Linked DNA regions of Homo sapiens: all the other regions are linked to region 3. Evidence: chromatin contacts called from ENCODE Hi-C or POLR2A ChIA-PET data. All regions are on one chromosome and are shown on one strand. Each heading gives the region's core, a stretch centred on a gene start or an enhancer-like site at or near the end of the contact. The rest is flanking DNA. Distances are from core to core; before and after follow the strand shown.

The links. Hi-C counts contacts between places; a loop is a spot of excess contacts on that map. ChIA-PET counts read pairs that join two places held with the same protein, here RNA polymerase II (POLR2A). Pooled maps may share reads with other maps.
Region 1: a loop to region 3 is called in a map of CD4-positive, alpha-beta T cell, with 12 times the contacts of the local background. The contact joins the promoter of TMEM131L here to the promoter of RPS3A in region 3. A Hi-C loop is called at or near these places in 1 of 168 maps with a recorded cell type or tissue (CD4-positive, alpha-beta T cell), 1 of 37 single-sample maps with no recorded cell type and 10 of 50 pooled maps. POLR2A ChIA-PET finds 5 or more read pairs at or near these places in 1 of 52 experiments (naive thymus-derived CD8-positive, alpha-beta T cell).
Region 2: a pooled map shows a loop between it and region 3 (11-fold over the local background). The contact joins the enhancer-like site here to the promoter of RPS3A in region 3. A Hi-C loop is called at or near these places in 3 of 50 pooled maps.

What each region holds. Positions count from the first base shown.
Region 1 is chr4:153,464,947-153,467,824 of GRCh38, forward strand. TMEM131L (transmembrane 131 like) reads left to right here and starts at 1,414. Exons shown (of 35, transcript NM_001131007.2): 1 at 1,414-1,575; 2 at 2,265-2,335. The coding sequence starts at 1,452. RefSeq lists enhancers at 875-1,054, 2,425-2,878, 2,585-2,674 and silencers at 1,095-1,244, 1,285-1,384, 1,755-2,114.
Region 2 is chr4:153,650,453-153,653,409 of GRCh38, forward strand. It overlaps the pseudogene LOC100419170. Among named protein-coding and RNA genes, the nearest start is that of TLR2, 32 kb to the right of the region's middle. Within about 2 kb of position 1,324, at least 18 of the 41 ENCODE cell types and tissues checked have a DNase peak (open chromatin) inside an H3K27ac peak, as active enhancers do.
Region 3 is chr4:151,098,001-151,100,946 of GRCh38, forward strand. RPS3A (ribosomal protein S3A) reads left to right here and starts at 1,628. Exons shown (of 6, transcript NM_001006.5): 1 at 1,628-1,714; 2 at 2,485-2,588. The coding sequence starts at 1,653. RefSeq lists enhancers at 538-607, 885-2,084, 1,383-1,967, 1,388-1,947, 1,968-2,551.

The DNA.
Region 1 (2,878 bases), core at 164-2,663, 2.4 Mb after region 3:
CAAAGTGTCCCTTTTTTTTTTTCACATCAACAACTTACGTTTATGCTAATCTACTTAAATGTTAAGTCTGGCCAAGCAATTAGACTATTTAACCTTGTTTGGAGTTAAATGCAGACAGTGTGTGAGACTGTGTTCACAGTACTGTATTACGTCTTTAGGAAAGAGGATCTAGATTTCATTTTGTCCTTCTCAGGATTGTGTCTGCTATGCAAGCACTGGTTTTCTATAGTCTGGCTTGTAAGGCACAAGGAGCAATTAAACAGAGGATTAAGGTAAACAGGTGTGTCCCATCACTTCCCCTCTTCATACTATATTGTTCATATTCTCTGAATTTCATACAAGCTACAGTGGAAGCAGTAAGTTAACTTTAAAAAATCATAAGATTGCCCATACTTCTAGGTTATGCAAATTGATTTCTGAATAAGCCCTTGTTTGCGACATCGCTGGTAAAGGCAGGATGTTAACTTAAAGAGATGCCAGATTTTGGACTTGTTAGTTATAGGCATCAAAACCTGGAACTAGGAAATGTATTTCCACGTATTACTTCCATTATCCTACTAATGTTAGAAACAGGCAACTAACCACATCCTCGACCCCAACCATATTTCAGGAGAGGCTGGCTGAATTTTGCAATATGATTCCAAAAGGGAGTATTTGCAGGGTCTTTGAAGCTATAAATCCCCTAGGAAGAGTCTTCCCCACCTGTCAGGACCTGGACAGTGTCCACAGAGGGTGCCGGGCGCACTACCGCCACGCGGCGCTGAGGTCTGCCTCTCGGGTTTTGGGAGAGCTCTTTTTATTCTAAATTACAGACTTTGCAGCCACCGGATATCCTCGCTGCATAACTGGCAGTGGCCATGTGGCTGCACTCGCGTTTCCTGACAACCACTGCATTATTTCCACTAATATCCTGTGTCCAAGGCCTCTCGCTTGGCGACTCCTCGTTCCCACCTCCACCGCCACCTCTTCCCTCGAGGGTAATCTCTCGACCGTGGCCCAAGCGCCTCGACAAAGCGGCAACCACCCAAAAGTTCATGAAAATGCACTTGGCAAAAGTGGGCCGCTAGTCCCCGCGGACAGCTCTAAGCGACCCCGTCCCAGCCGAGGAAAGCGCCCGGGCCCCGCAGAGTGCGCGCTGCGGGGCGGGCCCGCGGCCATGTGCTCCGCGCCGGGGCGGGGCACCCGCGGGTTCGCATTGTCCACTTTCCCCCGCACCCCGCCGCGTTCCGTCCCTCCCTATCTGCGGCGCACACGCGCTCAGAGCAAGCGGCGCGCCCGGGTCTGGAGCTGCAGCAGCTGCGGCAGCGGCGGGGGTGGTGCGGCGCGGGGCGGGGCGGGGCGGGGCGGGGCGGGGCGGGGCGGCACGGGGGCGGGCCCGGGGCGAGGCAGCTGGGGCGCCAGCGAGCTAGCGGCGAGCGCGGCGAGCAACGGAGAGGAGCGCGAGCAGCAGCATGGCGGGGCTCCGACGCCCGCAGCCCGGCTGCTACTGCCGCACCGCGGCGGCCGTGAACCTCCTGCTGGGCGTCTTCCAGGTCCTGCTGCCCTGCTGTCGCCCGGGAGGGGCTCAGGGACAAGGTCAGCCTTGCGCCGCTGGGCTCGCTCTGCCTCTCCACCCCGCCCCCGCTCTTTCTTTTAGGGAACTGCTGAAATCTATAAGAGGGCGAGGGGAGGAAAGGGAAAGGGGCAGGAGGAGGAAGGAAAGCTGTTGCGATTCTCCGCTGATAACATTTTCTGACCACAGCGTCCCGTCCCGCGCCTCTCTGCCCCGTACAGCTGGAGAGCGGGGCAGTCGCGGGGCTTGGGGACCGCTAGCCGCTCGCGCCCTGGAGCCTTTGTGCGCGGGCCCCTGCGCCCCGGGCGCAGCCCCCGCTTTGTGTGGCGCGCGCGGGTGCCCCGCAGCGGCCCGGCTTCCTGCAGCTTTGTTCCCCCGAGCCTGGCCGCCCAGGGTCCACACTCCAGATGCTCGGGCTGCGGAGCCCGGAGTGCCTCGTGGGGTGTCTTCACTCCCACTTCGTCCCCCCACCCCCAGCACGAGCACCCCGAGCCTGCCTGCACGCTGTCGCCTTCGCGTCCGAGGGGCCGCCGGCTCACACCCCACCCATTGTATTTTTATCCTTGGCTCGCCCCTGGGATGGCCTCTGTTCCCAGGAGGAAAAAGAGACGTGTTTTGGTGAGGCGGGGGGCACGGAGGGACGGTAGGGGAAACAGGAAGCGTTTCTTTAGCGTGCATTAAAAACGTGGTGTATTTTTTGGTGTTCCTGCAGCGATTGAGCCGTTGCCGAACGTGGTGGAGCTGTGGCAGGCAGAAGAAGGGGAACTCCTGCTGCCCACTCAGGTGAGGACGACCAGGTGACAGGGCGGCTGTGGGTGTACGAGGGAGGAGAGGCGGGGAGGCCCCCGGTCCTCCCCACCCCCTGTCCAAGCGGCACAGGCGTTCGGGCCACTTTGCAAGGCAAATAAACGTTAGGGGCCGAGCCTGAACACCTGGCAACGGTGGCCTTCCCGGCTCCTCCCACGCCATGTGACAGGGCCTGAGGCAGGCCGGCCCCAAGTTCAGAAGGTGGGAACCCAGGCCACCTCAGCAGGGAAGCGGCCAGCGGTCTGTTCGGCCGTGGGTGTCCTGGGTGCACACTGTTCCCTAAGTGAGCTGGTGCTGTGTGGATGGCAAGTGGCTAAGAGGTTGAGGACAACAGGAGTATTGATTTCATAAATGTTAGAGTGGTATTTGCCATTAGCGTTAAGTAGCTTTGGGATGGAGATGTGACTCTCAAGGATTGTCATCTTGGATTTTCTCCAAGTGCCCTTAATTCCTGTTAAAATACACCCACTTAAGAACTTGAATTTCTGGTTTTTTTCTCTGTATGATGATATGATGATT
Region 2 (2,957 bases), core at 74-2,573, 2.6 Mb after region 3:
GGAAGGACAGAAGGTGGAAGCAAGTGCACAAGACAGAGAGAAAATTGGGTAAAATTCATCCTTTTTATAAGGCGCCCACTCCTGTGATAACTAACCCACTTTATGATAATGACATTAATTCATTAATCCATATAATCACCTCTTAAAGTTCCCACCTCTCAACACTGTTACAATGGGGATTAAGTTTTCAACACAAATTTTTGGGAGGACACATTCAAACCATAGCAATGGTTAAAATTAAGCTCAGATACTCTCTTTTTTCCCTACCCTTCTCATATTTAATTGTCTCAAAATCACTCATTCATTCAATAAATATTTTTTTCATCTGTCCTTACATGGCCTGTGTGCAGCCTGTGCCCTCATGATTTTCTCATTCAGTGAAATTGAGCACCTACTATGTGCCAGACTTTGTTTTTGGCTCTGGGCATACCAAAGTGAACCAAATGGGGAAGGTACCTTCTATCATGGTGCTAGTATTCTAGAGGGGGAATAAATAATACATCAATATATTAGCTATCCATTATTGCGTAGCAAATTACCCCAAAACTTAGTGACTTACAATAATGACATTTACTATTTTACTGTGTTTGTGGGTTAGGAGTTGGGGCATGCTTTAGCAGGTCCTCTGCTTCAGGGTCTCTCACAGGCCGCACTCATCTCAAGGCTCAACTAGGGGAGAATTGGCTTTCAAAGTCATTCATGTGGTTGTTGGCAGGATTCCATTTCTTGCTGTGTTGGCTACAGGCTACTGCCAATCCTGGCCACATGCACCTCTCTGTTAGGGCAGCTCACAATAGGGCAGCTTGCTTCATCAGAGTAAGCAAGCAAGCAAGAGCCAGAGAGAGAGAGAGAACGAGAGGGAGAGTGCCGGTAAAACAAGAGTCATGGTCCTTTATGACCAATCTTGAAGTGACATCCCATCACTATACCATATCCTATTTGTTAGGAACAAGTCCCTAGGTGGCCCATTGAAGGGGAGGGTGTTACACAGGGTTTGAATACCAGGAAATGGGGATCATTGTGAGCCGTTTTAGAAGGCTGCCTCCCACAGTCAAGAAACAAGACAATTCCAGATCATACTCAGTGCTAGAGAGAAAATAGGACAGGGATAAGACGAAGAGCATCTGGGAGTGTTGGGGAGGTAGTCTTCATTGAGTGTTTAGAGAGGACCTCACTGAGGAGATAACAGTGAAGCAGAGAACTAAAGGGCAAGAAAGGGCCCACCCGGAAAGATTCAAGCCTTCCAGACAGAGGAAACAGAAAAGGCAAAGTGGCAGAATGAGCTCTGCCTGTTTGAGGAAGAGGGTGGAGCCCAGTGACATGGAGTGAATGAGCACGAAGGAAGTGGGCGCCTGCTGAGATGAGGCCCGGGTAATGAGTACATGAAGTGAATAGTGTCTGTGTTTTGAAATACTGAGTAACTTCCCTATGTCACAGCTTGTAAGTGACACAGCACACACAAGGATTTGAACCCGAGTCCATCTGATGCTAAAATCCATGTTTTTGCCACACTAGTGCCTTGCAGAATTTACTAGAAGGGGATGCTGCTGGGTGGTGGTCAGCCACTCCAGGTGCTCATGATGTAAGTAAGACTTTCAGGGCTAAAACCAGGATAGTCCTGAGGAAATTGGGATAGCTGGTCACCCACAAGACACGACAGGAACACTGAGTTCTCTGATGTGATATGAAACCCAGGATGAGCCGGCAGCCCTGAGTCAGCCTGATGAGAAGTCGGCTGTGCCTTTTGTTACCAAGAAAACAAAACTGTAGCATAACCCCACCTTGTTGTTAAAACAAAATGTTTACATTCTTCTGTTCTGCTTCGCTCAAGTCATTCCTGTGGGACAAGCCGACCTAACATACAGGTGTAGTCAGGGGCTAGGAGAGACCTAGGCAGGCCCTTGTCCATTCTCAGTCACTGAAGTGAGACCTAGGGACTCAGGAAGGACTCAGAGTTCCCTTAGTCATCATTCCCTCTGGGCATCCTGCTTTTGGCATAATTACTGATACGAGCACCTCGTGTCCCCTCCTGAATTATACCTACCCCCCCGCCTCCCCGCCCCCTGCAATTGCTTAGCACAGTATCTGGCCCATGGAAGTGACTTCATGGAAATTCAGCGGATGAATGACTGGACAATGAACAACGCACAGCAATGTGTGGTGTGACAGAAAAGGCTGCACCAGCAAAAATTGGAAGCTGATCTTTGGGTATTTCCTTGCCTTGGTCACTTTGCAATTTCCTGGGTGCTTGAAACAGGAAGTCAGTGACTCTAAGCCCCTGTGGGATCTGGCACCTCACATCAAGGTATCTGGAAAGTCCTTATTCTTCACTTCTCCATGCGATCCTACCCTACAGACCAGCCCTCCTTTTGGAATCTCTCCTGCTACACATTCTGTGACCCTGGGACTCTCTCTTATTTTATTTATTTATTTTTATATGCCCGTGTTTCCAAAGGAATAATAGGGCAGTTAAATATAGCTATGACTGTGCCTTTCCAGAGCCCAGAAAAGTCTGGAAAACTGGGAATATCCAAAGCTCAGGATGATATTGCGCACACAAAAAGTACTAGGCAGAGTAGTGTTTAGATAGAAACAGAGTAATGTTTAGATAGAAAGCAGACTCAGTCATATAAAATATATGCATATACAGCATGATCTGCATTTCTGTGATGCTTCTGAAGTACAGAAGCATTCAGCACTTCAGTAACTCTTATTGCAAGTTACCTCTTCAATCATTTTTCTTCAATCATTAAAATGCTTTAAAAAATTTTTTAGCTTATTGAGGTATGACTGACAAAAATTTTAATATATTTAAAGTGTACAACTTGTTTTGATATATGTATACATTGTGAAATGATTACCACAATCAAGCTAATAAACATGTCCATTATCTCACGTTACATTGTGTGAGAACACTTAAGATCTACTCTTAGCAAATACCAAGTATTTCGAGTATA
Region 3 (2,946 bases), core at 378-2,877:
TGCCTCTGCCTTCCGAATACCTGGAACTAGCGGCCTGAGACACCTGGCAGGGCTACCTTAACCTTTTTTAAGTGTAGAGTTCAGTAGTGTTAAGTACATTCATACTATTATGAAACTAAGACTTTGAATTTATCCTCCAGGCAACTGAGATTTATGGAATTACTGAAAGATTTCAGGACCCTACTAGAGGTTTAGGAAGGTTGTCTTGGGGGGTGGGTGTAGTGGGAGGTAGGGGATGGAGGCTAGCAGGACTGGAAGGGATTGTAAGTTTAAAAGCTTGCAGGGGGCCTTGTAAGTAAGGGTTGGTTTTGGCTTGGTCACAGGGTTTTCTGCCAGAGGGGAAGTTAGAGAAGGGAACTCAACACACCACTGGCTGAGTACCAAGCCTGTATGGGCCAGATGCTTTCCGAGGGCTGCACACTTGAGCTAGCCAGCCACACCTTGCCAGGATGTGCTCTGTTAACCCCTACAGTTAAAAAAAATGGGGGAGGCGGGTTTGGATTAGTTGCAAAAATGGAAACATTTGGAGATCTCACTTTTTTTTTTTTGACGCAGTTTCACTCTTGTTGGCCAGGCAATGGCGCGATCTCGGCTCACTGCAACTTCCGCCTCCTGAGCTCAGATTCTCGTGCCTCAGCCTCCCGAGTAGCTGGGATTACAGGCACCCACCCGGCTAATTTTTTGTATGTTTAGTAGAGACGGGGTTTCACTATGTTGGCCAGGCTGGTCTCGAACTCCTGAGCTCAGGCGATCCGCCCGCCTCAGCCTCCCAAAGTGCTGGGATTACAGGCGTGAGCCACCGCGCCCGGCCAACGCCCTGCTAATTTTATCATTTTCTTGTAAAGACGGGGTCTGGCTGTGTGGCCCAGGCTAGTCTCCAATTCCTGGCTTCAGTTGATTCCCCTGCCTCAGCCTCTTAAAGTGCTGGGATTACAGGTGTGAGCCAACGAGTTCGGTCTCACTCTATTTTAAAAAAACCTTTTAATCAATATATAACAGACATATAGAAAAGGACACAAATAAGCGTAGAGCTTAGTGAATGTTCACAAAGCAACAACACCTGAGATGAACCAGCATCCACATCAACAAGCAGAACGTCGCTAGCATCTCTGGAGTGATGCTCATTTAGCCCTATGAAACCTCATGAAGCCGACCGTTTTATCACCCCCATATTACGCATGAGGAAACAAGCGTGGAGAGGTCGGTCTCAAGCAAAGCCCTGTTGAAACCGGCATTTGAATCAGATCCGCTGACTGACTCCAAAGCCAATGCTCTCAAAAAGCAGGTTTGGGGGTTAGACGGTGAGTTCAGCTTTGAACGATGTTGAGTGGGCGTCTCGTTTTACAGAAACTTACTTCCCGACGTCACAGCCACAGAAACCACAGGTAACCAGACGCCTGCACGTCAGGCCACCGACGCCTTGGTCTACACAGCGCAGCCTCCAGTGAGCCCGCGGCATGCCGCGCGGCCTCCCCACACACGATGGCGATGTCGCAACCACAGTAGAAAGAGTGGCGCTCTCTACTGTCCCGGAATTCTTGAGGCCGGAAGAATAACAGGGCAAAGGTCACGTAGACGGCGCGCCCCGCCCCCGTACGCCTAAGTTCTCGCGCGACTCCCACTTCCGCCCTTTTGGCTCTCTGACCAGCACCATGGCGGTTGGCAAGAACAAGCGCCTTACGAAAGGCGGCAAAAAGGGAGCCAAGAAGAAAGTGTAAGTCGCGACTGTCGTGGCGTCTTGCTTTTTGGGGGTCTGCTGGAATCGGCGGGCTGGTCCTAGATCGCGGCGTAGGCCGGATGGCGAGGATTCCAGTCGGATTGTGCGGGCCGTGGCGGGTTGGTGCACCCAGGAACGCGGCCTGGAGGGTCGGTGTTGAGTAGCGGCAGGTCGGCTGCCTTTCCCAGGCCTTCTGGTCCTTGCGCGCGTCGCGTTTGAGCCGGCTTGCCGGCGCGACTCGGCTGGAATGTTAGTTTTGTGGGCTCACGAGCTGCCTCAATTCTGCGAGTGTTTGATGGCACTGCGACAGCAGGAGTTGAGGAAAGCACCCTTCTATCCATTCAGGACCCGTCAATCTCGCCTTTGCTTGGTCCCGCTGGAATCTGCGAGCTCCTGCTAAGCTTTGGGGCCATGCAGTCTCTTAGTTACCAGTACATGCCATTACGTGCCAGCAAAGTTAATGAGATTGCATGTTACTCGTGCCTGTGTAGTGGAAGGACCGATGCATGTTATTCTAAGTGCCTGTGTAGTGGATGGACCGATGAGGGTGGGAAGTGGACATAACCTTTCAAAGTCTGATGCATGCAGTGAAACGTACAGTGGGAAGAGCTAGATTTATGTTTGTTCCCCTCACCTCACTGTGAGATATACTTTGGTATCAAATTGCCGGTTAGCTTTTTAAAATATTAATGGGAAATACCATTAACAGTGAAAAATACAGTAAGAATTGATCTGCAATGGAACTTAAGCATCTTCTTAAAATCCAGGGTTGATCCATTTTCTAAGAAAGATTGGTATGATGTGAAAGCACCTGCTATGTTCAATATAAGAAATATTGGAAAGACGCTCGTCACCAGGACCCAAGGAACCAGTAAGTAGCTTATTCTTGGTTTGTATTTTCCTTAAGTTGGCGCTTGTATATTGTAGCAGGCATCTTGGTCTGTTGTTGGTCCTGTGGTGGGAGACTTTAAGGAAATGTCAGCTCTTGGTTGCAGCCTTGGCACCTGTGGTGATCATTTTTAGTACAGCACTTGGAGAGAAGCAAGATGGTGCTTTTTGAATTAAGAAAATGTGCCATGGGTAGTTCTGAGCTTCAAATAAGTACTGTTGATAAGTCACTGGTGTCTGGATAGATTTGATAACAAAGGTTAAGGTCTTTATAATTTACCATTAACTTAATTTCTACCCTCAGTTTACAGGCTTGACTTTGCTTATATGGTTCCTAAATG